3 separate regions of the Mus musculus genome follow, and all the other regions are linked to region 1. The links are chromatin loops, found by intact Hi-C in ENCODE. Cell type or tissue: left cerebral cortex. All regions are shown on one strand. Each heading gives the region's core, and the rest is flanking DNA. Links, peaks and the distances in the headings are about the cores only. Region 1 has its middle 13 kb from the start of Ephb3. Region 2 holds the start of Clcn2 (chloride channel, voltage-sensitive 2). Region 3 overlaps Fam131a (family with sequence similarity 131, member A).

The links. Hi-C counts contacts between places; a loop is a spot of excess contacts. Peaks named below come from ENCODE experiments on the same cell type or tissue, not always from the same donor. Only the 100,000 strongest peaks of a DNase experiment are listed, where the experiment ranks them.
Region 2: it touches region 1 in a loop (8-fold over the local background); 15 of 42 quality-filtered maps call a loop at or near these places.
Region 3: a loop joins it to region 1, with 4 times the contacts of the local background. A loop is called at or near these places in 9 of 42 quality-filtered maps.

Annotation. Positions count from the first base shown.
Region 1 is chr16:21,186,613-21,197,002 of GRCm38, forward strand. No RefSeq gene overlaps it. Among named protein-coding and RNA genes, the nearest start is that of Ephb3, 13 kb to the right of the region's middle. In left cerebral cortex, for the core only: a CTCF peak has its summit at 6,172 (motif pointing left); a DNase peak (open chromatin) is centred at 6,172.
Region 2 is chr16:20,711,974-20,722,363 of GRCm38, forward strand. Clcn2 (chloride channel, voltage-sensitive 2) reads right to left here and starts at 4,663. Exons shown (of 24, transcript NM_009900.2): 1 at 3,936-4,663; 2 at 1,640-1,796; 3 at 1,355-1,486; 4 at 907-1,035; 5 at 681-814; 6 at 499-576; 7 at 339-417; 8 at 84-209; 9 at 1-3. The coding sequence starts at 4,022. It overlaps Polr2h (polymerase (RNA) II (DNA directed) polypeptide H), which reads left to right and starts at 5,853. Exons shown (of 5, transcript NM_145632.2): 1 at 5,853-6,021; 2 at 6,851-6,934; 3 at 7,018-7,111; 4 at 8,546-8,629; 5 at 9,937-10,292. The coding sequence starts at 5,949. The coding sequence ends at 10,054. In left cerebral cortex, for the core only: CTCF peaks have their summits at 4,315 (motif pointing left), 5,627 (motif pointing right) and 5,826; DNase peaks (open chromatin) are centred at 3,795, 4,243, 4,381 and 5,744; H3K4me3 peaks cover 3,773 bases; H3K27ac peaks cover 3,394 bases.
Region 3 is chr16:20,697,009-20,707,398 of GRCm38, forward strand. It overlaps Fam131a (family with sequence similarity 131, member A), which reads left to right. Exons shown (of 6, transcript NM_133778.2): 3 at 1,914-2,007; 4 at 2,260-2,442; 5 at 2,621-2,737; 6 at 4,416-6,028. The coding sequence ends at 4,876. Clcn2 (chloride channel, voltage-sensitive 2) reads right to left here. Exons shown (of 24, transcript NM_009900.2): 22 at 10,166-10,270; 23 at 6,547-6,633; 24 at 5,958-6,429. The coding sequence ends at 6,235. Among named protein-coding and RNA genes, the nearest start is that of Fam131a, 7.1 kb to the left of the region's middle. In left cerebral cortex, for the core only: a CTCF peak has its summit at 5,662 (motif pointing right); DNase peaks (open chromatin) are centred at 3,258, 4,737, 5,671, 6,440 and 3 more places; H3K27ac peaks cover 2,289 bases.

The sequences.
Region 1 (10,390 bases), core at 3,283-8,282:
AATGAGGAAACTATGGCAGAGACAAATTGAATTGCTTCTGATACAATGCCTGAGCCTGGGCTTGAATTCTCAGAGCTGGGAGTTTACAGAAACTGGTCAACACTGCTGCCATTTAAAGGGTATATAATATCTAAGTGTTTGGATCAGCCATACTGTATTTATTCATTTTCATACTGTCAGAGATTGAGAGTGTATAACATGGGCTCTGCAAATGTTACTATGTATGTTTCCTTCTAACTGAAGTCTTTCCTGCTAGGAGAAGGGGACTTCTAAGACTCAAAGCTAACCAAATTTTCAGGTCTCAGGAAGCTCAGAAGTTACAAGATTCACAAAACTATGAAGGCAATCAGATGCTGGGAGAAGAGCCTCTCTGATGGTGATGGTACTACCAGCAGTTCAGGAGGTAGCGCCTGGGATGCCCTGAGGCATCACCCAGGCTCCTCGTGCATTGCCCACACTCCTCCCAAGTCTCATCACACAGCTCCGTGGTTTGCCCATCTAGACTTCGGTGCATGAATTTCTTTCCTCTGTGGTTAGTGCCCTATTTGAAATATCTACTCACACATTCCCAGGAAAAAGTCAGACAATTAAATACCCACTTTGGAGATCTTAAATTCTCCTGCATAGTATGTGTTGGCTCTTTGGGATTAATTTTTCTTTTCTTTTCTTTTTTTAATTTTCTTGTTAGCTGAATGAGCTGAAAAGCATGTTTTTTTTTCCTCCGAATTACATGCCGCATACAAATGACCTCATTATTGACAAGGCATTCACTGTTGAAGGTTAAATGTTTGGCACAGCTCTCTCAGTCTAAAAATTATTCTCTATAAAATAATAATCTGCTTTTGTTTATTTTTGAGCCCCAAAGATACTTGAGTAGACAGACACAGTTTCCTCGTCTTATATAACAGTGAAAATGCTTTTTTTTTTTTAAATTGGCAAAGCATATCACAGCTTATCTAGTCCAATTCTTCAACTGATAGAAAAAGAGGGTTCTAAAAACAGCTGGGCAAAAATAGAAATATTATAAATGGCATCACATTTTTTACTTAGAGGGCAAGCTTGCTCTCAGAGTCTGTGTAAATGCTTCTGGGAGTGGAACTGCAGCTTGTGAACAATTAGCCGCCATGAAAGCCTTACCCACAGGAAGCGACTAAACAGCTCACTGACAAAATCACTCAGCTTTTGACTGATCTGTTAGGAAATCACAGCTTGACTGGACGCTTAGTTATATCAAGCCCTGCGCTCAGCAAGACACACTATTCCTCGGGTTTCATCCTTGCCACAAACCTAAAGGCAGCTACTGTGAGTGTCCCAGTTATAAAAATGAAGCTACGAGTTTGCGAAGGTTAACAAAGGATGCAGTCATCATTAGCTGTCTCTCTGTCTCTCTGTCTGTCTGTCTGTCTGTGTGTTTGTTTGTTTTTGAAATAGGGTCTCATGCAGTTCAGCCTGGAATTAAAGTCCTGATCTACCTCCATGGTACTAGGATTGCAAAGTTGTGCCACCGCACCTCATTCAGCATCGAGGACAATGTTATAAACTGCAAAATCACACACAACAAAATTTCTCATGTAATGTGATTAATATCACTATGGCTTAGATTCTTTGTTTGATTAGGAGTGAAGTGATGAATTTCACTTGTGTAGTGACTCAAAAATCCTGAAATTCTTAATTACAGGAATAAGAGAGAGAATTACTTAGTGTGAATATTAGGTTATGAGCAGATATTAGCAGCCGTGGAGGTCGCTGAGGACTCCATCATCAGAATTAGGCCCCACCCCTCATTTACCTGGTACCCCTAGAAAGGGAAGTTTCACCATTGCCCCACCCTAAGATTAAGACACAGGGGCTGGAGGGATGGCTCAGAGGTTAAGAGCACTGACTATTCCTCCAGAAGTCCTGAGTTCAGCTCCCAGAAATCACATGTGGCTCACAACTATGTATAGTGGGATCTGATGCCCCCTTCTGGCCTGCCGGTGTGTGTACAAATAGAGCACTCATACATAAAGTGCATAAAAAATAAGTCTTTTTAAAAAAAGATTTAAGATACAATATGACAATAGAGGACTTTGTTGAGTTGCTGAAGAACTACTTCAGGCTGGGGTGATGGGTTTGTGTCTGTGTTTCTTGGGAAACTGTGACCCGTCACCAGAAACCACCCAGACAACCCACAGAGTTCAGTGTGTGGCAGACATCTGTAATCCCAGCACTCCTTCCCTGAGACGGGAGGTGGAGACAGGAGAAGAATCATCCAGAAGCCGAGAACCAGATAGCTTGAAGTCAACTACTCAGCAGCAGAAGCAAAAGAGACCCTGCCTCAACAGGGTGGAAGGTGAGAATATTCCTTACTTCCTCAAACATTCTGTGCTACACACACACACACACACACACACACACACACAGTACATTAACATTAAGCTTGAAAAAAAAAAGTTTAAGGAAAACTTCCTCTTGGTCAAAAGAATTTGAGTTCTACCTTTGCCTCCAGGCAGAAACTTGACATCCTAAACTTACCACAACAATACACCCTACCATCTCCTTCCTTAACAATTAGTCCAACTGAACCTGCCAAGCACTTGACTGAGAGAGCATCCCTCAGAAAAGCTGATTTACCATACACATGCTAGGGATATGAGAGGAGTAATTATCCCTTTGTTGACACAATGCACTTCCAGGAGACCTCCCTCTGGGCAGCTGCTTACAGATCTTCACCTGGCCTCAACTCCTCTGCTCCTAAAAGAAACTCCGAGTCAGCTTCCCTCACTTCCTCTCACTAAGAAGAAAGCAATCCCAGAAAGCTAAGGCTCTTTCCCATAGATCCACTGGAGCCAAGACTGTGTCCAATTAAGCCACTCATCGGGCAGGCCCCTGTGTGACCAGAGTCAAAAAAAAACAACGAACTCTATATTCTCTGAGGCCAGCTCCCAGTGAGATGAGAATAATGACTTCTCAAGACCCCGTGAAAGTTTGTGAAGCAGTCTCACTAGGGGGTGCTGTGAAGACCTTCAGATCCTTCTGTAACATAATTTTTTTTTTTTTTTAGATTTATTTATTATATGTAAGTACACTGTAGCTGTCTTCAGACACTCCAGAAGAGGGAGTCAGATCTCCTTAAGGATGGTTGTGAGCCACCATGTGGTTGCTGGGATTTGAACTCCGGACCTTCGGAAGAGCAGTCGGGTGCTCTTATCCACTGAGCCATCTCACCAGCCCACATAATTTTTTCTTAAAGAAAAAGAGAGAGAGAGAGAGAGAGAGAGAGAGAGAGAGAGAGAGAGAATCTTAGTCACCTGCTGTTTGTGCATCTGAAAGCTGACTTGTCATCTTGAAACCTTGTAGGCTAAACTCATAGAGGGTTTGGCAGGGAAGGAGCTTGTTTGAAGTGATAGAGTTGGGAGGCTGATTTTCCTGGGAAACTTGGTCACTTCAGAAGGAAAGGGTGTGACATAATGCCTTTTTAAGGAAAAGAAAACAAAATTACAAGACTCTGCTGACTTGTACAAAGTCTTCTTTACTCTGCCATTCTAGGTACAACTGTGGGGTCTTCAGGCCAGTATTTCTGATAGACACTCACTCAGTACCTCCTGGTAGTGACTGAAGACCCCATTTCACCTGCACCCCTAGCCAGTTAACCATTCAAGAGAAAGAAGTACCCAGATGTACTTAGATGAAGTTTGGTAAGATGTATCCCAACCGCTGAGCCCATGAGTAGCCTCTGTCAGTACATTGTAGCCATGGTTCTATCATGCAGGTGCCTGAGTATCCAAAACACTGGCTGATGTCCCCACCCTGGTCATTTTATCTGCTCTTTCTGCACAACACAGATGCTTAACTGTCTCCTCTGATACTTTGTGTATAGTAGGGAGTTTGCCTTGGTCTCTCCAGGCTGCTCCTGAGCTAGGCTGATACAGTTTTCACTTGGCAAGCACACACAGGGCTGCAAAGCTCAAGTCCTTCTCCCTCTGTCATCTGGCTGGATAGGGGCTCATCAGCCAACAGCATAAAATGAGGGTAGGGTACTAGAAGGATGGCAGATACACCTATATTTGGTAAACTGTGTCATTCTAAGCTTACCTCGAACCATCAATGGATGTGATGAACTTACCAATTAGTAGATCTCATCAGTCACAGCTTCCAATGGATAATTTTGGCTAGATGGTCATTTGGTTCAAGGTCAAAATTTTCACTTTGTTTTACTTTATTGGATTCATATATTATTTAGTAAGGGCAGGGGGCATACATGTTCCATGACATGTGTGGAGGTCAGAGGGCAAACTGCTGGGGCAGTTTTCTTCTATCATGTGGCTCCTGGGTACTGAACTCAAGCCATCCATGTTGATATCAGCAGCTGCTAAGCAACCTTGTTGGCAGCTTGCTTTATTTTTGACACACAGGTCTCCTCCATAGATGGCTTGCTTGCTGGGTAGGGGTGGGTCTCAGTGTGAGGCTCCCCTAGAGCTTACCCTCTGCAGACATCTTTGCCCACCATTGAGCACCTCAGTGCTCTAGTGTCTGTTGGGTCTAGGTTCAGCTAACAGAGCTGTTTGGAGACCCTAAGAGAGGGCAGTCCAGACAGCAAAGCTCTTGTGAATGCAGATGGAGAAAGAGAGAAAAAAAAAAAGAAAAAAGAAAATGGAGCTGCTCTCTGCTGGATCCTCATGCCATTTAACCTTTTTATTTTTACATTTTATCACCTTTATTTGAGGGTTGTTTTGTTTTGAGCCAGGATCGGCTGGATGGCCTGGAACTCACCTTAGACTTGTTGTGACCCTCCTGTCTCTGCCTTTCAGGTGTTGAGATTGCAGGTCTGGGTTATCACACCTGGCTTATTTTGGGCCTTTTTTTCCCCCATATCTGCTCAATGGCAAGTTTCTTCAGGGCAGAATCGGAATTCCAGCTCCTCTGCCTACTACTATTTGAGCCTAGACAACGCACTTTCCACCTGTGAGGCTTATTGTCCTCCCTTAAGAAGCTGGGACAATAATTAGCCCACAGTGCAGTGGTGAGCAGTCACAGGGCCGTCTCCAGAGCCATGCTCATTCTTCTCGCCTCTGACCCTCTAACAAAAGCTCCCGGACTCCAGTCTCAGCACCGAGTAAATCTGCTAATGTGCCAGTGGGTATAGACGAATGCATGTAGCCCTCGGGGGAGCATGTGGTTAACACGTGTGCATTTTAATGGGGGTTCTTTTACAGCGGTTCTAATGCTCCGTGGATTGTCTGGGGCCGTGAGGGTTGTTCTCTCAAGTTGTAAACTCGCTGCTACTGGTTCCGCCTTCTTCTGAGTCTGCTCTACAAGGAGTTGGGGGTGTGGTGCATGCGCAGGGTATGCACGCACTGTTTATTTGGAAAAGCTTGATTACGTTTGGAATCACCTAGGAGACACATTTTGAGATTTGTGAGGGTGTTTCTAGAGAGGTTTAAGTGAGGAGGAAACACACTGGTTGTGGGTAGCACCATCAAATGGACAATGGTCCCAGACCAAATAAAAAGGGGAAAGAGGGGCTGGAGAGAGATGGCTCAGTGGTTAAGAGCACTGACTGCTCTTCCAGAGGCCCTGAGTTCAATTCCCAGCAACCACATGGTGGCTCACAACCATCTGTAATGGGATCTGATACCCTCTTCTGGTGTGTCTGAAGACAGCTGTAGTGTACTCATATACATAAAATAAATAATTGGGTTTTTTTTAAAAGGGGCAGGGGAAGCTGAGCATCTTTCTCTGCTTCCTGACTGCAGATGTGATGTGAACAGGTGTCTCACACTTCCTCAGCTGTGTCTTTGCTGCCATCACGGACTGCACTACTCAAACAGAGCCAAAATAAGAGTTTCCTCTGTGGGTCACATCTACGAAAGAAAATAATACAGTATATATTGTTCACTCGATGTGTGCATGTAGTTTATATGGTGCACACATGTGCATAAGTGTGGTATGTGCACAAATGTACAGGAACAGGAAAGAGCAAGCCTCCTGGGCTGCCTCTCTGAATTCTCAACCCCCCTTTCAACTTCCCGTGGACAGTACCCATGCCCTGACCTTTGTGTGTTAACAGTAGCTTACAGCTTTATGCTCACTGAAGGTGGAGCTCGCTCTGCAAGGACTGAGAGAAGAAGAAAAAAAGCAGTGAGGCTAAGAGCAGCAGGAACAGTTTCCTTGCAGCAGTGTTCTAGTGCCCTCTAGTGAATTTTCTCTGAATTTCTCATGGCTTCTAGTGGCTTTGAATCCAAACAGTTCTACCCACCAGCGGTTAGTCCTTCCTCTCCTGGCAACTAGTGGGACTCAATAGACCCGAGCCTGCAAGAAGCTATGTGGAGGGCTGATGTGGGGGAAGCAGACTTGTCATTCTCTTGGCAGAAGAAATGCTTCAACCTCATCTCTGTAGAAAGAAAAGGAAGAAATAAATATTTACATGGTCAGATATTTTTAGAAGCGGTTTGTTGAAAAAAAATGCAGTAAAATATGAAAGAAAAGGGTGGGAGCTGGGGGATGGCTCACACTGCTCATGCAGGAGATCAAAGTACAGTTCTGACCACTCTTGTTGGGCAGCTACAACTGACTCTTTAGGGCTCTATAGGCACCTGAACGCATCATGTGTACCCCCATGAAAACCTCAGCAGGGACGGGAGTGTAGAGCCCAGCCTAGCACCCCACACCCAGGAAAGTTGCCATGCCCATGGAGCCAGAGGCCAGAGTTCCTGTGAGTGAAGACAGTCTTCAGTGATTTGCATGAGATTTCTAAATGGAATATGACTAAGGTTATGGACACCTAGCTTAATTTGGAAGTGTGTTATTCTTGAGACCCCTGGATCACAATTCCCTCACTTTTATCCCTCAACAGCTGAGTGACCATGAATGTCATCTACCTGTTGGTCCTGTGAGTGGGCAGAGGCAGGAGATACATGAGGTGAAGGGGAGGAGGAGGGGGGGGCATCCTCAGCTCTGCTCCTACCAGGTAATACCAAGAAAAAACAGGGCTGTCTTTGTGAATGTGTAAATGTGCACCAGCTCACCCCAGACATGCCATGCAGACCTGGAACCAACCTCCTAAGTCCTGCTGCTGCTGTCAGGGTTTATTATGGAAAGAGGCAAGATCACACTTTCTTCTAGGGAGCAAAGTAAGGGTCATGGCCACTGTTGAGGTGGGTACTATGGGAACCCCCATTACAGAGAAGGAAACTCTTTTTTTTTTTTTTAATTTATTTATTATATATAAGTTCACTGTAGCTGTCTTCAGACACTCCAGAAGAGGGAGTCAGATCTCGTTACGGATGGTTGTGAGCCACCATGTGGTTGCTGGGATTTGAACTCTGGACCTTCGGAAGAACAGTCGGGTGCTCTTACCCACTGAGCCATCTCACCAGCCCGAGAAGGAAACTCTTAAGTGAGCATGCCTAAAGCCCCTGGAAGCCAAGTACAGGACTGGAGTTAGAAAGCAGAACTGTCTCCTGGAATACTCAAGACAAACCACCACCAGCTAAGACAGAAAATACTCCTGACAAGTCACTGTGTTCTTTCTATTGGTCCCCGCACCTTTCCTGTCTCCCCACAGCCACGGCTATGAATCCAGTTTGTTACTGCAGACACGTTTACTGTTACTGCTGCAACCCAGCGTGCTTCTGGACCTTCCACAGATACTATTGCCCAACGGAAATCCTCCGGCAAAGTCCTCTTTTCTCTGAAGTGTTCTCGGCGTAAGTTGACCCACTTGAGGGTTGTCAGTGTTTGCTGTTATCTTCACTTTGTGATGCTTTGGGTACCTGCTCAACTTCTGAGCTAAGCCTCCAGCTCGTTGATGGTTTTTCTGAAGCCGTGACCTGTTTAAGGACCTTCAAGTGGCTGGCAGGACTTCGTTTGCCGATAACGCCGCTACATAGGCAAGCACCCTGGGCCATGCAAGAGCTTCACACAGGTACACATCCAGGAGTTCTCTCTGGGTTTGCAATTTACTCTCATGTCAGCAGCATGTCAATTCTGCTGGTCCACACTCTCTCAATACTGACAGATCACGTAGACAAGCCAAACCCTTTACACTGCTTAATAGCTCCTTGTGGTTACAAAACAAAATAAAACAAAACAAAAACAAACAAACAAACAAAAACGCTGGAGAACGGTGGCACAGGGAATCACGTGTGGGCTCTGTTTTGGGTAATCCCAGGCTCAGCAAGGTCCAGATGGAGGTGACTGTGCTGCTGTTGATAGTGCACCATATCCTGTGTAAAACATGACATAGGGGACAAAAGGGAGCAGGGCACCTTTGGAAAGACTCATTGGCCAACTCAACCAACAACCTGCTCCAAGGCATCATCCGTTTGTCTTTAACCTTTATCTGACTGGTGGTGAGTAAGGAGTCTGGACTGGGTTTGCCTACGGTGGTTGCAGTTCAAGCCGGTTAGTCCGGTATAATTATCACTAGCATCTCCTTTGACTCTTTGAGTGTTCAGGCTTGAAAGATGATTTATATAAGTTGTCCGCTAGAGATGGGGCAGTTCAGCTCAATGCCTCATCCAGCGATGCTTTGCTGGGGTTCATGTCGATCTGATGGTCTCACGGAGCCCACGGATGCAAAGCACAAAAGATATAAGCTGGAGTCTTCGGAACTTCCCACCGCTGGAAAGGCCAGGCGCCATTACTGTGGATTCCAGCCATGCTTTCTTTCTAGTCTCTTCTCCTGCACCCAGGATTCCACCCTACTCTGGGTCTCCTCAAAGCAAAATGCATCCTAGTCCCCAAACAGAGCTCCTTGCCAATTCTGTCCTGAGAGCAATTCCTGTGTGAACTGTGCAAGGGACGGTCAAGCTCTGTGACACCTGGAATAACAAAAGGATCCTTTGTGAGAAGTGGGCTCCAGCCGACCGCATGCAGATGGCTGGGCATCCTCTGACACATTCCTTTCTACACACCCACCCCTACCCTGTGCATGCCCCATCCATTCAGTTCAAGACAATCTGGAATCCTCAGAAACAATCAGGCTATTTGATCAACCTGAAGAGGAAGGTCAGGGTGGCCTTCCAGCATCAAAACTTCCAGAAGGAATGACATGACACAATGGGAGATGTGTGGGAGTCTGTTCCGTGTGTCAGCATTCCATGGTCCCCTTCTAGTGTTGTGTGTTCATGGAACAAAGGCTCGTCCTTAGAAATAAATCCACAAAAGATTTCCAGTTAGGCAGCCTCAGAAAGCTACGCTCTTACTTTGACGAGCAGGTCCGTTGAGAATTTTTCTTGCTAGTGAAGTTTCAAGACTCTTCTGTGGGTCATCAACTCTCAAAAAGAGAAACCCCTTGAACCTTTACTGATCTAACCTCTCCTGATGTTGTACTGTTTGCTTTTAAGGCTCTTGAAGAGAGAGGGATGGGTGCACACACATGAGCAGTGTATGTATCCATATGCACATATATGTATGCTCCGTGTCACCATAATTACTCTCTCAGGAACAGTGGCAACACTTTACTATTTTTGATATTTCCTTTCATGTTCTAGTTGTTCAATACTTTATTTTTACATAAATAGGCGAATCCATCTTCCAGTTGTGGGGGTTGCGCCCCAGAATAGACTGGCCAGGGAACTCAAAAGATACTGTTGTCTCCTTTTGCTATCTCCATTTCAAACAAGTTTCTTTTGTGTTTGGAGGAGGTGGGCAATGCCTAAATAAAACACTTCAGTTTGGGGGAGGGGGCAACTCAAAGGTCTTTCCCCTGCGTCCCTCCATCACTCTTAAGGCTGTGCAGTAGGGTAAGGCTGGGACACAAATGGCTAAGAATGGGCTAACTTTGGTTGGGCCTGAGCTGCCTATGTTTGGGGATCAGGCTGTGATTATGTAGTTGATAAAGGAGAGACTGCTTTGAACAGAGGGAAACAGTAGCCATGATACTCAGAGCTAATGGTCCATAGGTGCTATTATTAGCTCCATTTTCTGGGACAGAAAACTAAGGCTTAAGGAGATAGCATGACTTATTTAAGGTTGCATTAATAATGAGTAAAGGCATATAAGCCCACTTAATTTGGCTGCAGAGCCCACATTATTCTTGTGGAGTTTGAAGTTCCCGAATGTTGAAACAGGATCTTGCTGTGTAGCCATGGCTGGCCTAGTTCTCACTGTCCAGTCCTGGATAGTCTCAGACTCAAGGCAATCTTGTTGTCTCAGCCTCTCAAACACTGGGATTACAGACCTGAGTCACCACTCCCGGCTAAGTCATCTGTAGCAGGTAGTTTCTATTACCCTGCTTTACGCTCTGGGCAGACCAGATGAAGAACACACATATACACACTATTTTATTTTTAATATGCATTTAGCTCAATGGCCAGGCTCTTCTAAGTCTTCCTTGGCTAGTGTGCCTTTCTTTTCACTACAGCTCAACACCTCCAAATCTACCTTCAGCTTAGTTGCCCCATTA
Region 2 (10,390 bases), core at 3,389-8,388, 470 kb before region 1:
TTTCTAACGAGGAGAAGTAGGGGGGCAGGTCTAACTGTGTCCCATTTAAATTACCTTAGATCCCCCTCCCCTAAGATTCCCACCTTCATCACGGTTCCACACTGCCAAGACCCGAAAGATGAAGGCACTGAAGGTGGCCGCAAAGAAGCCCCGCCAGTAGTTCCTAACAGCGAAGAAGGTGGAGGTGACTTCAATGCTGAATAGGACCCCTGCAGGGGGCAGAGGACATCACCCTTGAGGCCAGGGTCTGACCTATGGACTTAACTCCCAGGGGAAGAGAGGTAGAGGAGGAGAGGCCACATGTAGGGCTAGGCTGTGCTGAATGGAGCCCTGCCTACCTCCGATTGGTGCGGCAAAGCAGCAGCCCACTCCTACTGCGCATGCAGCAGCTAGCATCTCCGTGTTCCGGGACTCATGCTGGCAAGGATGGGAGGCAGTGTCAGCTTGGGCTCAGCAGACCACCCTCCCGTCCCCTAGATCTTAGGGCTTTCCTCTTACCTCATAGATACCCCCAAAGAGGGAGAGGAACTTGCTGAGAAGGGCGGCACACATGCTGGCAATGTGCACAAAGGGTCCCTGGAGGTAGGGGTCGGTAGTGAGTAGGGACGGGACTTTCTGGACCTTCGCCTGGCCTTTTCTTCCAATGGGAGGGACTCCTTCATTCCCCAACCTGCAATTACCTCTTTGCCAAGGGGCATCCCACTGCCCAGGGCACAGGTTAGCCCAATGACCTTAGCTACAAAGGTCTTGAGGGTGAGGTATTCTTTCAGCACCACTCCCCGAAGGATGGTTTTCATTTCGGGGATGCCAGACCCTGCAGAGATACATGTTCCCAGGAGCATTGTCTGATTACACACGCCATTCCATTCGGGAAGCTTGAGCCTCCCCCAGCTCCTCCTATCCTACCGACAGCCTGTGGGGCCAGGATCTGGGTGAATCCAGCAGAGAAAGTGATGAGGACCACGGGGTAGGTAACCCAAGCCAGGTACTGGAGTAAGATGTTGGTGTTTAAGCCCCGGGACATCCATTGCTGAGCTGTGGGCAGAAGACATGCCTGCTGGACTTACAGTGCACACACCCGCACCTTGCCTGCCACTGGGACACAATGATAAGACAAGTGTACAGAGCTGGGACGGAGGGAAGGCAAGGCTAGAGAAGGCATTCACTGGGACAAAGCCCATCGCAGATAAGACTGTTGCCGAGGGAAGGGAGGAAGGTGTGGCCCGTACAAGTGGCAGTCATTATTGCCTGGAGATGGACAGTCAGACTGGCCAGAGGAAGTGGCCAGTAGCCAAGTTACCTAAACAACTGTGGCATGCAGGAAAGAAGTTACCTCGCCAGCCTTTGCCCTCACCCTGTAGACAGACAGCGATGGCATAGTCCATAGCCCAGCTGACCAGTGCCATGAGGAGCCCCAACAGAACCAGGAAGATCCAGTCTTCACCGACCCTGGACACCAGGAACTTGTGGCAGCGTACAGAACAAACTGGAAGCAAGGAAGGGAAGATGCATAAAGAAGCTGGTCCCAAAGTGTTCCTACTCTGTACCCTGTTTTTCCCCATCGCCCATGGGCAGCTCTAATTGTCTTTGTCTCCCTCAAAATAGAACACCCAGGTCCCTGCCCCAATCTGGATCTTACTGCGACATCTGGCACATCGGCTCTGTCCATATTCTAGGAGCTCTGGGGTAGCCCGGGCAGAAGGGGACCCCTTCCAGGGCTCAGGCCCTCCCAGGCGAATACGAGCAGCTTCCTCTTTGGCAAAGGCCCCGAGTTCCTGAGTGTACCGGCCATACATCTGGAGCAATGGACAGAATGTAGCATGAGCCTGAGTATCTGAGGTGGGGAGACAGAGAGTTCCTGGGTTTTGACCCCACCCCTCGCTCAGCTCCTGCACTGTATACCCCATCTTGAATCCAGTTTATACTCAGGCTCAGAGTGTGGGAACAATGCACAGTGCAGACTGCGGGGGCTGTCCTGGCCAGAGTGATGGAGACAGACAAGGTACAGGGACACAACTCTGGGGGTGGCAGAATAATCGGTCCTCTTCTAGTAAGTCAGGGGTGGAGCAGGAGGGAAGGGTCCAGAGGAGGGAAAAGATGGAAAAACCTGAGGCAGTTTGAAAGTAGGAAGGGGGAAGGTCAGAGGGGCAGTCAAGGGCATATGTACAACAACAAGAACCTGGTAGAGCTGAGGGCAGCGGAGCTGGGCCTAGGAGGTCCCAGCCCCAATCCTTATCACATTCCTGCTGGGCCTTTGGCCTGTGACCAACTCAGCTGCACCCTTCCCACCCACCCTAATCCCCTTGTCCTCATTCTCCACTCCCAAACCCCCATCAGCCTGTCAGCCCAGCAGACACGGAAAGCCTCTTTGGGTGGATAGGCAGTGCTGGGTGGCCTCAGGCCTACTCTGGAACTGCATTTGGGGCCAGTGACAGGTTCAAGGACCACCGAGGCTGGAGATGGCAAGGCTGTGGCTACTAGGCTGATTGATGGGAAGGGAGAGTGTTATGGCTGGACCTGCCAAGCTGGGCGTGTGTTGGGGGGTGGGGAGGAGCAGATTCTGGCTGCCACCCGCGGAGCTTCAGGACACAAAGGGCTCCTGTTGGGGTTGGGGGGGGGGAGGGAAAGATAGAGACACAGGGTGAGACATAGAAGAAAGGGGGGGGCAGGGGGGGGAAGAGGAACTTCAGAGGAAAGGCAGAAAGAAGAGTCAAGGAAAAGCAACATAAGTGTCCAGAGCAGGGAGGAGGAGGAAGAGTGTACAGAGAAACACAGCAGGTGGGAGGAGGTGAGCAAGACAAAAGGGTGGGAGGGGAAGTGGGAGAGGCCAGAGCAGGGAGCGCTTGACCCTGAGAACTCAGTCCACAGGCACAAGGAGATGGAGCAGCCGCTGGTGCAAAAGAGTTACCATTCCATGTTAGATGCCTGGCTTCCATGGCCAAATGCGCCTCTTCTTGACCCGTGGACGGCCAGGATATGGGCCATCTCCAACAAAAGGGCTTGCCTCCACTATCGATTGGCACTGTACTCTCATACCAGTTATTCTGTTTCACAGTCTCTGGTAATTGGGCACCTCTCTGACTCAGTTACAGCCCAGGCCCTCTCCTACAGCTGTTTCTCCCTGTTATCCTCTCGGGCAAATTCCAGCCTAAGGTGATAAAAAAGAAACTACTGGGCCACTTTCTTTCCTTAGGGCTTGGTCCCCCATTCTGGTGAATGGCTTCTCAGCAATGGTGGTCATGAGTCATCTCAAAGCTCAGGACCCCTGCTTCTTATGAGGTCAAGGGACACTCCATGGGCGTGGGTGGTGGTGGTGGGGTACCTGGCTAGATCCAGCTGGAACAAAGGTTTCAGTTCTCACACCCATTCCTGCTTCCTGCATCGGCCCTAAAGCTTCAGTCCCCAGGGTGGCAAAAAGCCACCTAAGCCACCTTTTCCAACAGGGTCTCCTGAGGAGTTCTTGTCAATGTTGGGCTTGAGCTGTTAAAGGCAGGGGTTGGGTTTGATTACTTCCTACTGTCTTTAAGCTAAGCCTGGGACCATGTACACAGCAGGGACCCAGGAGGGTGTTGAAAGTAGATAGACATGTGGATCAAGTTCAATAGTATAGATGGTGTTCAGAAAGAGCACTGGGCTGCTGTAACTTGGACTCAAGTGGTAAGTGAAGAAAACAAAAACGTGTATGCAGAAGTGGGTAAGAGAAAGGACACCTGGGCCAAGCACCTGGTGTCATTGTCTTCTGCAGGCCACCAGTCTCAGCCAGAAACCAGCAAGCAGCTTTCCAACACTCTGAACCCACAGCCTGGCGGATCCCGAACCTCAGTTTCCATAGCTGAGAAAGGCTGAGGCCGGGTTAGGGTAGGCCATCTGTCCTCACACTTTCCAGGGCAACCTGCAGCATTGGTCCCGTAGGGCAACCCTTGGGTTTCACTTACCAGGGTCTGCTCGTACTGCAGCGCTCGAGGCTCCATCCCTTCCCCCGCCGCCGCCGCCGCGGCCGCCGCAGCCGTTGCAGCCGCCATCTCGGTGCACTGTCCTCTTGCCTCCCTCTGCTTCTCGGCCTTGACTCAGCTCCCGGCCCGCTGAGCCCGCGCCCGCACCCGTCCCGTCCCCTCAGCCCAGGCGGCCGAGTGCAGAGTGCGACGGGTCCCCGGGCGCGCGCCGCAGGCTCAGCCTCCCGCTAGCGTCTCCTCCTCGGCGGGCGGGCCGAGGGCGGTGCCCTGCTTTGCTGCTCCGCCCCGGCCCATCTGCAGGGGCGTCCCTGCCCGGCCGGGGTCTGCATTGGGGCCGCCTCCTGGTGTCCGGAGAGGCGGCAGGGGGCGCTTGAAACACGATCTCGCACCCCTTCGCCACGGAGGCCCGGGATTAACCCAGCGCCCTGAGGGTGCGGGGGCCGGGCGGGGGCGGGTCTGCTGGCACGTGGAAGGGACGGGCTCTCCCGCGGCTGCAGCGTTGTGCGGGAGGGGCTGGAGATGTGGGGACTCTTGAACTGGGGTAGGGGGCTACTGACAAAAGCTAATTCGGGCTCTCTAAGCCAGACCGGACAGGGGCAGCCTCTGCTTCACACTTTCAGGCGGCTCAGACGCATCTGGGAGGATGCCCGAGAGCCGGCTCCCTCCTTGCCTCCCTTTCTCCTTCCTTTCCTCCGGGTTCCCCCGGGAAGGTGCACCTGGAATGGCTAGGCCTGGAAAGAGGGGCGGAGGTGGAGGTGGGAGGGGACGGGAAGGGGTGAGGCCCGAGGGAAGGGAGCTATTGGTGCGGGGGAGGCCGCTCCTGGGAGGCGGGTGTGTGTGTGTGTGTGGGGGGGGGGGGGAGCAGAGGTCGCTCCTCCCAGGCACCGCTTAAGGGGGAATTTGAGTAGCTGCTGACGCCCTGAGGAAACGGCCTACTGAGGCTCCACATTGTCTTTCGGGGTCCTGGGAAGGACAAGAAGAAGGTGTCGAGGGCACAAAGAGGATGGGCAGCGTTAGGTTGGAGCCACTGGAGAGGACAGTGTCCAGAAATCTGTGGAGAAAGAATAGTACCAGGATGAAGACTCATTCAAGAAACAAGAGGGTGCCCAGCACAGGGGCTGTAATGAGAGGAGGTAGCACCTAGAAAGAAGGTATTGCGAGCTGTCGCCTCCCAGTGAAAGGCGCACTTCAGTGTCCAGAAGAGGGTGGTATAGTGGGGTGACAGGCAGTACCAAGTTCAGTTGGCAGTGTTCTAGGGGATCAGTGTGAGGCTAGTGCCAAGCAGGGCCAAGGGAAGACGGGAGTGGCGAGGAGGTGAAGCCCCAGGGGAGGGCACAATGCGGGCTTTCCTTTCCCCGAGAGTGACATCATGGCAAATTCCCAAACCGGACGCACCCGGCTCCGGTGATGTCTAGCTGGTCCGAGCCAGCTCGCACCAGCTTTGGGGATCTTGGTGACAGTCTGAGGGGCTGGGCACCGGGTCCTGGAGGGCTGGTGCTCTGCGGGCGGGGTTCTGCTCCACCTGCCTGCAGCGCGGACTGTGCCCTCGGCCGGCACGCGGACTTCAGGGAAGGGCTAGGGCCGGGCTTCTCTGGGCCAAGGATCAAGGTTCCTGGCTGGGTTAGGCCCCCAAGCTTTCCACGCTTTGGGATCCACAGTCTGAAGAGGGCGCCGTCGAGCCGGGCGCAGCGCGGTACCCCGTCGGAGGTGGGACTTAATCTGTCCCCGCCTTGGACGGAGTCACCGAGTTTTGAGACTCGCCCACAAGGCCCGAGCACCTCGGAGGTGGCCCTTCCCGGCGGAAGTGAAGAAGCCCCGAGAAGGAGGCAGCGGAAGTGGCTGCGTGACTGCAGCCCGTGCGCACGCGCCCTCGGCCTCGTTGCCGCTTTTGGGGCGGTACTCTGCCCTGTCTTACTTTTCTCCACGTGAGGGGGTGCGCGAATCCCCAGTGGTGGCCGCGCGCTCACATCCTCTGCAGCTTTCGTGCCCTTCGCGATGGCGGGCATCCTGTTCGAGGATATTTTCGATGTGAAAGACATCGACCCAGAAGGCAAGAAATTTGACCGAGGTAAGCGGTGTCGGGGCGGTAGGAGGGAAGTGGCCAACATGCCCACCCACCCCAAGTGGCTGGCCCGCCCCACCCTCTCGGTACCTCCCTCAGGAAACAGTTTTTTTTTTTTTTTCGTGAATGAGAAACTTGAGACAGCTTTTTCTATTATATTTGCGGTGCCTGGTGCCCGGTGGGTGGCCCTTAGCTGGGTGCTGGCATACCCCTGGGAACCTTTCTAACTCCCTACACAGTTATTATGTGCTCTACCGTGCTCTGAACTTTATTCTTGGAAAAAGTAGATGGTGCCTTATCTCTTTTGTTACCCCAGGTCTTGCAGCGAGTTACCTACCTGCCTTCCTAACCAATAATTTTGTATTAGCCTAAGAACAAGTTAGCTCTTTCCGAAGCTCTCTGAATTTCATTCAGTTGACCGCTTGGTGTATTTATTTTCCCAACGATCCGGAAGTTGTTTCTTCTTGGTGTCGCTTAGCCTGGAGGCAAATGTCTTAAGACAGATGTCAGTTTTGAATACATCCCTCAGATTCCCTCAGCAGTGTCTCCTGCTAGAAAGAGGAAGTCTCAGGACCAGTGAGACTCTAGTCTAAATCATCCAGGCGTTTTTAGTTAGAGCCTGGAGACTGGCCACTGCTGGAGGAGCTTTGCCGCTTGCTTGGGACCCTGTCACTTGCTGAGGTTACTGCCTTCTTCCCTCTTGTGAATCTGATTCTGATTGCAGTTGTGGGAGGCTGGTGGGTGTGTGCATGTTAGATGATTTGATCTCTTGCATTTGACCCCAAGCTGGCATCGATAGACTTTGTAATCATGTCTGTCATGCACTCTTCCCCAGTATCCCGGCTGCACTGTGAGAGTGAATCTTTCAAGATGGACCTCATCTTAGATGTAAACATTCAGATTTACCCTGTGGACTTAGGTAAGTATTGAATACGGGCAATGGCAAGAGGATTTTGGTCTTAGGTGTCTACTTCTTTACCCTGATGTTGCTGCTCTATTCAGGTGACAAGTTCCGGTTGGTTATAGCTAGTACTTTGTATGAAGATGGTACCTTGGATGATGGTGAATACAACCCCACAGATGACAGGCCTTCCAGGTGAGGTAGCAGTAAACAAGTGACTAAGATAAGAATATAGTGCAGAGAAAGTATAATATGTAGATTATGGATATACATATGTATAACTATATGTTATAGAAAATTTGATTTCTTGGATACAATATGTATTATATACTATGCACATTACATGACAATGTATAACATAAGTTATATAATGTTATATATTAGATATAATATATAACATGTATGTTATAGTATATAATAACATATGTTAATACTATATATAAGTAACTATGATGAGAATGTAATGAAGTAATATAATATATAATTTATTTATATATTATATATAATGTTGTACATTACATATAATATATAGTACATATTATATATTACATATAATGTTATATAACATATGTTCTATATTATGTATATATTATAAAGAAAGAAAAACGTAAGTATATAGGAAAGTCTTTACTTCTAGAGATAAATGATTGCTGTCAGTGGAATCTGAATTACCTTAAAGGCATTGCTGCAATTAGAGTTCGGACAACTAGCTGGGCAGTGGTGGCACACGCCTTTAATTCCAGCATAAGCACTTGGGAGGCAGAAGCAGGCAGATTTCTGTTCAAGGCCAGCCTGGTCTACAGAGTGAGTTCCAGGACAGCTAGGGCTATACAGAGAAACCCTGTCTCAAAAAAAAAACCAAAAAAACAAAAAACAACAAAAAAAAAGAATTCAGACAACTAGACCTGGATGTGATGGCTTTTGTCTATAATCCAGGATTCAGGAGACGGTTCACGAGTTCAAGAAAATGTTTGGCCTCATATCAAGTCTGAGGCTAGCCTTGGCTACATGAGACCTTGTGTCTAAAAAAATTGAAAAAAATTCAGATGACTAGTTTTATTCATTACTGAGAGCAGTGATCATAAGCTTGTGAATTGCATCTATTTATTTATGTGGGACAGGGTCTTCTCACTTTGTAGAGACCTGGTTGACCTGGTCTGTAGATCAGGCTGGCCTTGCACTTAGAGTCACATCTACCTCCTCTGCCTCAGTGCTGGAATTAAGGTTATGTGCCGCCTTTGGTTCAGGGTTAGGTCTTTAAGGCTGAGGAAAGGATTACATAGTAACTTAGGTCTTGTGAGGGAGCTTGGTGTGATAGAAAGACTATGGAGTAGTAGGTCTGGTGACCAGCACCCTTAGTCCCTGCACTTGGGAAACAGAAGCACAAGTCTGTCTGACTGTGAGTTTGAGGCCAGTTGGAATAGGGCTAAAAGGCCACGACTCAACCTGAGTTTTCAGTTCAAAGCCTTCTGTCTCCTCATCAATGAAATACAGATGGTCATGTGTACCTCACAGAATTTCTGTGGGGGCCAAGGAAGGTCATGGTTCTGCATGTGTACCTCATCAGTCTCCATTTCTAAAGTTCCCGTAGACTCTTACTATGAAGAGTGACCAGTCTGTTGTTTGTAGGGCTGACCAGTTTGAGTATGTCATGTATGGGAAAGTGTACAGGATCGAAGGGGATGAGACCTCCACTGAAGCAGCCACACGCCTGTAAGTAACACTGTCTAGGAAAAGTCTTTTCCCTCCCTGCTCTGAGGTTGGGCCAGGCTTTTACTTCTGTGTTGCCGCCCTCTCCCCACCCCCACCCCCCTTTGTTTCTAGTATTCCAAACCTAGGTGGAAGAATTTGTCTTGGGAACAGTTTCCAGCCTGTATGTGGGTCACTCAGCGGCACCATAGTCAGGGTTTTCAAGACCCTGTAGTCCAGAGGAGGCACGAGCTATCTTGCTTTGTGAAGGACAACAGAGCATCTTGCTGGAGAACACGTGCACTATGCATAATCAGGCCTTTTTTGTTTGTTTGTTTGTTTGTTTGTTTGTTTGTTTTGGTTAAGTATGTATTGCTTCTCTGTAGCCCAACCCTTGGATCTTTGGTTTCCCTGCCTGAATTTTTTTTCCCCTTTTCTTTAAAATGATGTTTAAAAAGTGTGGTTGTCAGAAACTTGAAGCACAGAAAAAGAACAAAATGAGAAGAAGAACAATAGTCACCTAGGGAATCTTTTAGATAAAGAGTTTGAGTAGCTGCTGTGGTGGCAGATATCTGTAATTCAGCATTGGAGAGACAGAGGCAGGTGGATTTCTGTGCATTCCAGGCCAGCCTGGTCTACAGAGTGAGTTCCAGGCCAGCCAGGGTTACATAGTGAGACCCTGTTATTTTAAAAACAGAAACAAACAAAGAGTTTAAATAGTTTTTTTTTAAGTGTTTACTTTTCTCTTTAAGACCCTTTACAATATTTTTCTTATTAGTTGAAAGCTCCCCAAACTTTTTTTTTTTTTTTGAGACAAGGTAGCCTGGACTGGGACTGACCCAGGCTGCCTTTGGACTCAGGAGATCCACTTTATTGCCTCCTGCTGCTGGGATTAAAGGCATGAGCCGTTCTCTTGGCTCCTTAGCATTTTCAAAAATGTATTTATTGTATGTGTGTGTGTATCATGTGCAGGCATGAGTCCACCAAGGTCAGAAGAGGAATTAAAGTGGTTATGAGATGCTGTGTGGTGCTGGGAAGTGAACCCAGGTTTTCTGCATTTTGCAAGAACACCTAGTGATCTTCCGGTTGAGCCATCTCTGCAGCTCCTACCTAAACAGTCTAGTAGCTGTATAACGTTGCAGAGAATGGTGACATCTTCATTTGTATGTCTCCTAGCTCTGGACTTAATGCACATGTCTACATGCATTCATTTCTCTCCTAATCTTTGGTTCCCGGTGACAGAATACTAGGCCTTTTTAAACCATGGGTGGGAGCTGCTGGGAAGCAGCTGCTGTAGAGTTTAGGCTCAGGACAAGGGCCTTCTCTTTCAGCTCTGCGTACGTGTCCTATGGGGGCCTGCTCATGAGGCTTCAGGGTGATGCCAACAACCTGCATGGATTTGAGGTGGACTCCAGAGTTTATCTGCTGATGAAGAAGCTGGCCTTCTGAACTTCGTGGGAAACCAGACTTGCTGCTTAGTCACTCATGTCATGGACACTGTTCAAGGCTGTGTAGAAGCTGTCGGTGTTAGCCTGTAAAAGGGGCGGAACTCTGTCCACTGTGGGGACGTCTTCAGTTTGTCTGAATGCAGTGGAAAACCGACTCTCCCTCTCGGAAGGCCGAGAGGGAGAACTTAGCATGAACCTGAAGTTGTATATGATTTTTTTTATTAAAGTTTTCTTTTTCAGACTCTTCTCCATTGTCATTGCGGGTTGGGGAATCCAAGGTTTTGCTTTTTCTGTTTTGGCCACACTGGCCTTGAACTTGATTTTCTTCCTGCCGCCA
Region 3 (10,390 bases), core at 2,621-7,620, 490 kb before region 1:
GTTTGACCTCCTGGAGCTAGATTAACAACAGCGACCTGATGTGGATGCTGGAACCAAACTTGGATCCTATGTGAAAGCAGCAAATGCTCTTAATCTCAGAGGAATATTTTCATCTCTCTAAAAAGTTTTCTTTTCCCCTAAAACACACACACACACACACACACACACACACACACACACCAAAAAAACATTTTAGATTTATTTAGTAATTGTGCAAGTTTTGAAATGAAGCCATTTTGATGCACTTTACCCTTGGGAAAGTGTACTTTATACCTTGTCTTATTCACTTGGCCCATGCATTTACTTATTAGCAGGCATTGTTTAAACACTGGGCTGCTGCAGTGATCATACACTAAATTCCTCAAAGAGGCAAAGACCAATGAAGGAAAACCATATTTATACCTGGCAAGTAGACTCCATTAATGGTTCATTGATAGAATATATAGTGATTCATTGGAGACTCTAGTGACAAGGTAGACCACTATTTGAGTAGCAAGAAGGCCTCTCTGAGGGGATGATACTTCAGTCACAACTGGAAAGATGAGAAGGCCAGCCATGGAAAGTGATGAGCATGAAAGAACAGAAAAGATTATATACAGACTTCCTGGCTGAAAACGTACAGGAGGTTAGAGGGACCTGTGCTGACCTGGGGAGGGGCTCAGGGAGGCTTAAGGGAAGCAGTGGTGGGACTAGTGTCAAGGCAAGCTTCCATGCATGAACAGGAGGGATTCTTTGTTGTCAGAGATATATTTGTTTTGAGATAGGGTCTTACATAGCTCAGGCTGCCCTCTATTTCCTAGTAGCCAAAGATGACCTTAAACTTCTGACCTTCTGCCTTCACCTCCCAAGTACTAGCATCCTGTGTCAGTTGTCACAAGACTTGGTTTATGTGGTGCTAGGGACCAAACAGTGCTTTCTTTTTGTTGTTGTTGTTTTTTTGTTTTTTGAGACAGGGTTTCTCTGTATAGCCCTGGCTGTCCTGGAACTCACTTTGTAGACCTGGCTGGCCTTGAACTCAGAAATCTGTCTGCCTCTGTCTCCCAAGTGCTGGGATTAAAGGCGTGCGCCACCACTGCCCGGCCAAACAGTGCTTTCTTGAATGGTAGGCAAGCACTATACCAACTGAGCTACAGTCCCTGGCACCCTTGCTAGATTTTAGGACCAGATATGTGCAGGCAAAGCCCAGGGAAGAGTTGATGGTGATCCTGAGAACTGGAGAATGGTTTTGACTAAATCTGAAGTTAGAAAACAAACCTGGATGTGAGGAAGAGAATGTATTGCCTTGGCTTTGGTGATGCTGAGTGTGTGGCTCTGGCAGGCAGTCTAGAAAGATCTGGACATATATCTAAAGACACACGGAGGAGCGGGGGAAAAACTTTAAGGCCATGTCTGCCTTAGCTGTCTCCCTTCTCCTTTCCTTCCTCCCCTGTCTTTTTTGGTTTTGTTTTTCTTTTTGAAGGACAGAGTTTCTCTGTGCAGCCCTGGCTGTCCTGGCATTTGCTCTGTAGACCAGGCTGACCTCGAACAGAGACCCACCTGCCTCTGCCTCGTGAGTGCTGGCATTAAAGTCATGCGCACCACCAGGCCCATCCTTTTCTCAGAGGCTCTCTGCTCCACATTTCTTCTTTTCTTCATTTGTCTCCTTCCCTATTGGGAGCTGGGAAGATGGAGACGCAGCTCTTCTTTTGTTCTCTTGGGCCTGAGTCTCCATTGCCCCCTAGGAAGATAGTTTGTGGACTCCAGCTTCTTAGCCCTTTCTGCATGCCACTGTGCCACTCTCCCACATATAGGACATACATGACATGCCATCCTAGCATTCTTCCAAGCTACCAGTGGGGCCTTGGCTTAGGCAGGAGCATGTTGGAAAGAAGGTTGTTTGTGTCAGGGCCACTAACCTGACTGTGTTACTCAAGGTGAATGTTGGAGACACAGTCGCGATGCTGCCCAAGTCCCGGAGAGCTCTAACCATCCAGGAGATCGCTGCACTGGCCAGATCGTCCCTGCATGGTATGTACCCCATGTCTGTTTCTCTGCCCACTTTGTCCATCCTTCCTTCTTTTCCTCATGTCTTGTGGGACTGATTACTGTGGGAATATTTCCTGTGGGAATTCTGGGGGATTTCTTTTTTGCAAATCAATCCTAACCCTTCCTCCTCCTACCCAAAGGACATAGAGAGACTTTGTAACCCTCTCCATTTACTTCCATACTGGCTATTCCCTAACCCTTGCCCTCAACCCAACTTCTCTCTCCCACCTCCAGGTATTTCCCAGGTAGTGAAGGACCACGTGACCAAGCCCACAGCCATGGCCCAGGGCCGTGTGGCTCACCTTATTGAATGGAAGGGCTGGAGCAAGCCTAGTGACTCACCGGCTGCTCTGGAATCAGCCTTTTCCTCCTATTCAGACCTCAGTGAGGGTGAACAAGAGGCTCGCTTTGCAGCAGGTAGGTAGCAGATTTATCATAGGGCTGCTGCCTCTCATCTCACTGGATCTGGCACTGGGGCTGGAGTTCTTCCATACACCTCTCCCTGCCCAGAGACCTCAAGGACATCTCCTGTCTGCAAAGCCAGGAGATAGTTTAGCTCCTGTGTATGTCAGTCAACACTGTGTCTCTCTGATAGGAGTGGCCGAGCAGTTTGCTATTGCAGAAGCCAAGCTCCGGGCATGGTCTTCAGTGGATGGTGATGACTCCACCGATGATTCTTACGACGAGGACTTTACTGGGGGAATTGACACAGGTGAGGAGTGTTTGATCTTGCCACTTGGGGTGAACTTGCCTGGTAGGTGTGATTCACTCTGAGACTCCCAGAGCAACTTAAGTCTTCCAGACAGGAGGAAAGAGACTATCCAGGCTGACCTTGACACCTCGAGGACAAAGATCACCAGCTATACTCAGGTGGGAAAACAGCACTTTGAAATGGAACAGCTCTTTTCTATAGGTGCTGAGCCTGCTCTCTTCTCTGTGTGTAGTGAGCCTTGCAGTTCTCAGAATAAAGAAGAAACAGCTCAGGGAACTTGGTGCCTCTTGCGTACCCCCTACTACCTTCTTGCTTCCAAGAGAATCTGTGGTACCCTTGCCTTACCTCTTTGAGGAGGCTTCGGTTGGCTGTGGCCACACAGATGATCTGGCAGCACGGTACCCAGCACCTCACAGGGCAGCAATCCCAAGCAAACAGGAAGGCCTGCTGGGCCTGGACTCCACAGGATGCTGGCTCCAGCTCAGCATCTTTGTATTCCAGCCTGTGGGTCTTGCTTTGGGCCAGTGCTTGCAGAAAGGGACCCTGGGGGCCTTGCAGCTGTGCTCAGCTGCTCTTTCATCTTCCGTTCCTCGGACTGTGTGGCCAGCTTTCCCTGCAGCTTCTGGTGGCTGGCCTCACAGGACCCCTGCCCCCAGTGCCTGACTCTTTGCCTTTGAAGATCACCTACTAGTTCCTACTCCTCTGGCCAATTAACAAGGTTTTCAAGGCCAAGCCTGCATTGAAAGCAGGCACAGAGCTGCTGCTGTCGTCCAGAGGGGATTGAGTTGAATGCTTAAGGCCAAGGTGGAATCATCAGTATATTATGATTTTGGGGGGGTGTCTTAATTTTTTTGTTTGTTTGTTTTTTTGAGACAGGGTTTCTCTGTATAGCCCTGGCTGTCCTGGAACTCACTCTGTAGACCAGGCTGGCCTCAAACTCAGAAATCCGCCTGCCTCTACCTCCTGAGTGCTGAGATTAAAGGTGTGCGCCACCACTGCCCAGCCTACGCTTGGCTTTTTATTTTGTTTTTGAGAAAGGGTCTTACTAGCCCAGGCTAACCTCGAACATTTATTGAACGTCTGTGTATAATCTTTGAACACATTTTTAAAACTGCACAGCTTTTTCTGGTGGGGACAGCCCTTGGTAGGATGCCCCACTTAGTGAGCAGAGCAAAGGCAATTTAGCCTTTACTGCTTTGGGTAATGAGCAACCATTATATTGATATGATTATATTGATATGGTCTTGCATTGATTGCTTGCCTCTTCTTGATCTAATACTGTAAAGTAGATATTAGAATTTCTAATTCGCCGGGCGTGGTGGCGCACGCCTTTAATCACAGCACTTGGGAGGCAGAGGCAGGCGGATTTCTGAGTTTGAGGCCAGCCTGGTCTACAGAGCGAGTTCCAGGACAGCCAGGGCTATACAGAGAAACCCTGTCTCGAAAAACAAAAACAAAACAAACCAAACAAAAAAAGAATTTCTAATTCACCATGAAAGGAGCTGCGGTATCAAAGATCAAAGACTTGTTCAGGTTACCCAGTTCCTACTGACTCCCCTAATGACCCCTCCCCACAGCTATAAGGGTAGGTGTGGGAGTCTGTGATTATGTGGTTTCCACATTGACCTACTGAAATGGAGCCAGCAAAGCTGTTTTTTTTTTTTTCTTCCCTTCACAGACATGGCTGGGCCTCTGGGGTCCCACCTCCAGGACCTCTTCACAGGTCGTCGATTCTCCAGGCCTGTGCGCCAGGGCTCTGTGGAGCCAGAGAGCGACTGTTCACAGACCGTGTCCCCAGATACCCTGTGCTCTAGTCTGTGCAGCCTGGAGGATGGGTTACTGGGCTCCCCAGCCAGGATGACCTCCCAGCTGTTGGGTGAAGAGCTGCTCCTTGCCAGGCTGCCCCCCAGCCGGGAAAGTGCCTTCCGCAGCCTGGGTCCTTTGGAGGCCCAGGACTCCCTTTACAACTCACCGCTCTCAGAATCCTGCCTTTCCCCTGCCGAGGAGGAGCCTGATTCCTGTAAGGACTGCCAGCTGCTCTGCCCGCTGCCCACAGGCAGCTGGGAAAGACAGCAGCAAGTCTCTGATGTGGCCTCTTCTGGGGTGGTATCCTTAGATGAGGATGAGGTGGACCAGTGATCCAGACATGCCCGGTGGGGGCGTGTCTCCCCAGGCTGCTGCCTGGGGCAGAGCCTCTGTGGCCAAATGTGGGCTCTGAAGCTTTCAGAGGGCTTCTGGGAGCACTCACTTCTCCATTGTGTGTTTTGCATGAAAGTGTTTGGAGAGGAGGCAGGGGCCAGGCTAGGGGCGCATGTCCTGCTTCCACTCATGGGGTTTGCCGGGGCTTGCCCGGGGCCCCTGGGGCATGGCTACAGCTGTGGCAGACAGTGACGTTCATGTTTCTTGAATCCAAAATGCCACATTTCCTCCTGGGATGTGAACCTGAGAGGGTTGTGGCTGGGCTGAGGAGGTGGAAATGGAGGAAGCCTGGCCACACACCCTCCCCCCTCCCCCACGCCCCTCTCCTCTGCTTTTCTCTTCATCCGAGTCCATGTGCAGTGCGTGACTGAACCACCACCTGTGGGGCTGGCTCCTGCCCTCCTGGAGTCTACAGATTGAGCCATCCCCTAAGGGTCCCCTTTGCCCAGCTGGGCTCTGCTGTGCTTCACCCCTCCATTGTGTCTAAACCTTTTTTTTTTCCCCTAAAGACAGGGGGTTTCTGGTCTGTTCTTTGAGCCGATCTTCTTTGGGAGGCACTGGAAAAGATGAAAGAGTGTGCCCTTGCCCCCTTCGCTGCTCCTCCACCCTGGCCCTTTCCCAGCATGGCAAGGTTGTGCGAGCACATGCAGAGACTCAGTAGGGCGGAACTGGAAAAAGTAAGGGCTCTGCTTGTTACAGAGCTGGGAGGGCCTTGTCCTTTCATCGAGGACCACAAGGGGGCAACCCGGGGAGCCAGATTTGTGCCAATGAATGGACAGTCATGAGGGAGTAGCTGTCCTTGGGGGAGGAAAGAGGGTAGTGCTTTTCTTGGCTGAATGGAAGGCTGTAGCCACAGTGATAGGGGGCCCTGTCCCAGGCAGGGCGTTGCTGATCAGCCAGTGGAGGCCGCTGGCAGATTGCGAGGACACTGGGGTTGGTAAGTGGCAGCAGAATGAATCTCAGAGGCTTGGGCAACAGGTAAGAGGATCCAAGGTGAAAATATGAGCCAACAGCACAAGTGTTCTATACATGAGTGGCTAATTAGGTGTTTATTCTATTTATTGTTTTATTAAATTAATATAAAAATCTTTGTAAATTTCTATATACATCTTGTCATTGGAGGCTCCAGTATAAACCCAGTTTAGTTCTGCCCTTTTCTCAAAGATGGGGCAGGGGCCATAGAACCCCACCTCATCCCGCCAGGACACTTGATGATCCCCCAGCAGTTAGGGTGGCCTTGGGTTCCAGTTTCTGGTCACTGCTGCTTGCAGAAGGAATACAGGCCATCCGTAAGGGGTTCACTGGCACTTGTCATCACTGTCGGAGGGGGTACCCTCTCGTGGGAGGCCGTGGCGGGATCTTGGCCCCCAGAGCGCATGCACCTCAGTGGTCTCTGTGTCACTGCTGCTGGTGGCACTGTCCCGGAAACTGGCGAGGGGTGGCCTGACTTTAACACCCTGTGCTGTGACAGAGCCTTCAATGGCCTTCCGGAGCTGGAAAGGTAAGAGTCAGATGTGTGCCTCAGACTCCTCCCCAGCACATCCCCTGGGGGAGCCAGACAGCTCTGATGCTATTTGGAAGTGTAAGTGGCTTTGGCCATGTCACCTCACCTCCTTTAGGGTGACAATCCCAATGAGTCTGCCAATGCTGGTGACATAAGCATGGTCCACTCCCAGCAATGAGAAGATGGTGTGGGTCTGCAGAACAGAGAGCAGAAAAACTTGCCTTGATATCCAAGGGAATAGCTCAGAATCACAAGCCAAAGGGGTCTAGGGCAAACTGGGGATATGACAGTGGGAGGGACTGCTGGAGGGACATTTGAGCTCTGAGAATATTTCTGTGTCCCAAAGCTTAGAACCCAAAGTCTCAAGGTTGCTTGTATCTATCACGCTTTCCTAAGCCATCAGATGTGACCACCAGGCTTCAGACTTTATCAACAGTTTCCATTTGCTGTCTTGAAAACAGCTCTTGGCATTTCCTGGAACTGGTTATCTACTGTTTGGGGTACACTTATGAGCCTCTCGGCATAACAGGTGATTCAAGATGGGTGGTCCCAAGTGCCTTACATACTTTATTATTATTCTAAATTATAGGAAGGACAAGACACAGCATACTTAAGAGTCTCAGTGTTGGTGGTTCTGGGGACTGAAGCTAGGGTGTCAAATAGGCTGGGTAAGGCTCCTACCCACTGGGCGGTAGCTCCAGTAGTAGTTCACTACTTAGCCCAGGCTGTCCTTGAACTTACTATACTGCTTTTGCCTCAGCCTCCTAAGTACTGGATTAGATGTGTGTGCCACCACACCCATCTTAGAAATTCAGTCTTTGAAGTCATGTTTCTTCAGTATCTGTAATTGTCAGGTAGTTAGCAATCTCTCGTTATATAACGAACCTTACACCCTACGTGCAACAAATGAACCCTATGAGCAACAAATTAGCCTTAATTTCCTTGTCTTCCCTTGGAGGAAGCATCTTTACTGCAAGATCTCCTAGCTTAAGGTCCTGTAATCCTCCCCACCTCCTCTGCAGGAGCTATTAAACAGTTCCGTTTTCCTGTTCATGCCAAATCAGTGACCTAGCAGGCTACATGCTTTTCGGTCTGTGTACAACTTGTGGCTGGCAGTCCCCACGATGCACTGCTCCACTTGTGCCGTCCTGCCCAGCTCTGCCTCACTATGCTCTGGACTGAGAATGGAATGAGTTTTCTTATTTTCTGCTTCTCCAGCTGGGCTCTGCCATTCTAGGGCTTTTCCAAACCTGAGTAGCACCAGGATTCCATAAAGTGGCCAAGCTTTTGGAGGGAAGGGCTCACATATCTGGGTGGTCTTGAACTTGCTATATGGATGGATGACGGCCATCTAATCCTCTATCTCTTGAGGGTCGGGGACTACCAGCATGCTGAGTTTATGACATTCCGACTTATGGCCCTCGGAAAGTGACCCTCCTGACCTTAAAACAGATCACTGCTTACTGCTTTCTTAGTAGATTCTAATTTAGAAATAGCTGTAGTGGGGCAGTGGTGCCACACACCTTTAATCCCAGCACTTGGGAGGCAGAGACAGGCAGATTTCTGAGTTAGAGGCCAGCCTGGTCTACAGAGTGAGTCCCAGGACAGCCAGGGCAACATGAGTAACCCTGTCTCAGAAAAATGAAACAAAGAATTGAAGCTGTAGAATTCTGGTCTTTTACGTTATCATTCCCATCCTTTGTACTTGTGTTAGTGGTTCCTAGGGGGCTTCTTGCCTTCCTGTGGTAGTTTAAGTTTATAACAAACACCTACTTTGTTCTTTTCAATTTTAATTTAATTGGACACCAGGGAGCCTGTTGGCGGGCGGGAGGGCCCACATTATGTGGGCCTGGGAACTGACAGGGAGGACAACGGAGCCTTCTGAAAGAATTCTGAGAGCCTCGCCAGAAGAGCTGGGTCTTGGGCCTGACTGAGAGACTTATGCAGGCAAATGACTTGCTTACTGCATGACCACAGAGTTTTAGGTCGGACTGTCTCTGGGTCCAGGCTCAGCGTGGCTACTTAATTTCTTTATCCAATTTTATTTTACAATTTCCTCTTCTATAATAATGGGAATGTCACACCAGGTAGCGGTGGTGCATGGCTTTAATCCCGGCATTTGGGAGTGACAGACAGGTGGATCTCTGTGTTCTTTCATGCTGTGTTAGTTGCTTATGGTGGCCGGCCCAGTGTGAGGTTTACAGACTGTGGAGTTGTATTACTGGTCTACAGAGTGAGTTCCAGGACAGCCAGGGCTACAGAGAAACCCTGTCTCAAAAAAAAAAAAGTCATAACATTGGAATGTCACGTCACCCATTGGCTAGTGTGGCTGTGAGAACTAAATTACCCTAATGAAGACCTTAGCACAGTGCTGGGCATGTAGCAAGCACTTAGCAAGCCATCATGACCATTCTGTATGACAGACAATCAAGGGAATCATAGCAGGGTGTGACGGTGTGTGCCTGTAGTTTCCTGAGAGACCATGGGCAAACTGTCACAGTTGGAGGCCGGCTTGTGCTATATGAGATCCTATCTCTGAAAAAGAAAGACAACAGATGGCTGCTGACTGGGAAAACCTGAGGTCTGGGGAAGCCAGGCTCTAAGTACCTTCTCACCCATCTCTTCCTCTTCCGCCCTAGTATGGCAGTTCCTCTCTCATTTGATCTGAGGTCTCTATCTGAAAGTCTCCACAAGTTCCTTTTGCTGTTTTTGTTTTGTTTTGTTGGTTTTTGAGACAGGATTTCTTTGTGTAGCCCTGGCTGTCCTTGAAATTGCTCTGTAGACTTGGCTGGCCTTGAACTCAGAGAGATCTGCCTACCTCTCCAGGGATTAAAGAGGTGGGCCACCACCGCCCAGCTGTTTTGTTTTTCTTTTGTCTCCTTCCCATCTTGGCTCCTGCTTGTATGTGTTTGGTATGCTGACTTTATAGCAACAGTTTGTATCTACACCAACCTTTCACTCTTGTCTACCTACCAATGGAGGCTTCCACATTAAGTCTGTTAAAAATGGGATTAAAGCACTCCTTGGCTTTGGTTGGGCAGCCCACATTCCCCGGCTTTACATGGCAGCTCTCAGGTACCCAGTGGTGCCAGCCAGCCCAGCTTTGGGAGTCCATGCCTCCTCCATGTGTGTAGCCCATTTGCCTCCCATCTGTTTGTACATGGCCCTCTTCCTGTTGCCTCCTCTGCTGCGCTATCTTCCTCATCTACCAGTTTTCCCTAGAACTGCTTGCTGTTAGACTCTCTGGGGTCTGACATTCCAAGCACCCTACTGGTGTCTCTCATCTTTGTTTATCTCTTCACTGCAGTGGCCTCATCCTTCTGGACAATTTGTTAGCTTGTTTATTAGATTTTCTTATCTGGCCTGTTTTTCAACCCCTCCCCCTCTTTTTTTTCCAGTGTGGGTGTGTATCAGCCTTGTTGGGCTCTGGCAGCCTCCTGCCTAGCTCTGACCCTGGCCTGGCCTTCTGGCTTCCACCCAGTTCAAGCTGTGTCTTTGTTGCTGCTTTGGTCCAGAATTCCATGGGGTAACTGTGAGCAGAGGAAAATTGATGCCTGGCTCCACCAAGGAGCAGGACAAGGCTAGGGAGTCCTGGCTTACAGACTTACATGGCTGAAAGCAGTACGTTTTACAAACAGCATTGAGTGTACTGTCTCCTACTCTTTCTGACCGCACTGCTCTGAGTCCAGACTTGGGTAGGACTATCACATCTCTTCCTGTCCTACCTTGTGCAAAGAAGTCCGCTCCACCAGCTGGAAGGGGGCAGGGTCGATTTTGCAGTCACTGAAGTTGACTGGCTCATCTAGCTGCTGTTCTTCCCACTCTAAGATCTGAGAAGAGACTGAGAATTAGGGAGAGAGGGAACCCAGAAATTCCACTCTCACCTCCCCGGAAGGCTGGTTTGCCAGCTTTCCTCCCAAGATGATAACACACCCAGAAAGAAACCCTCT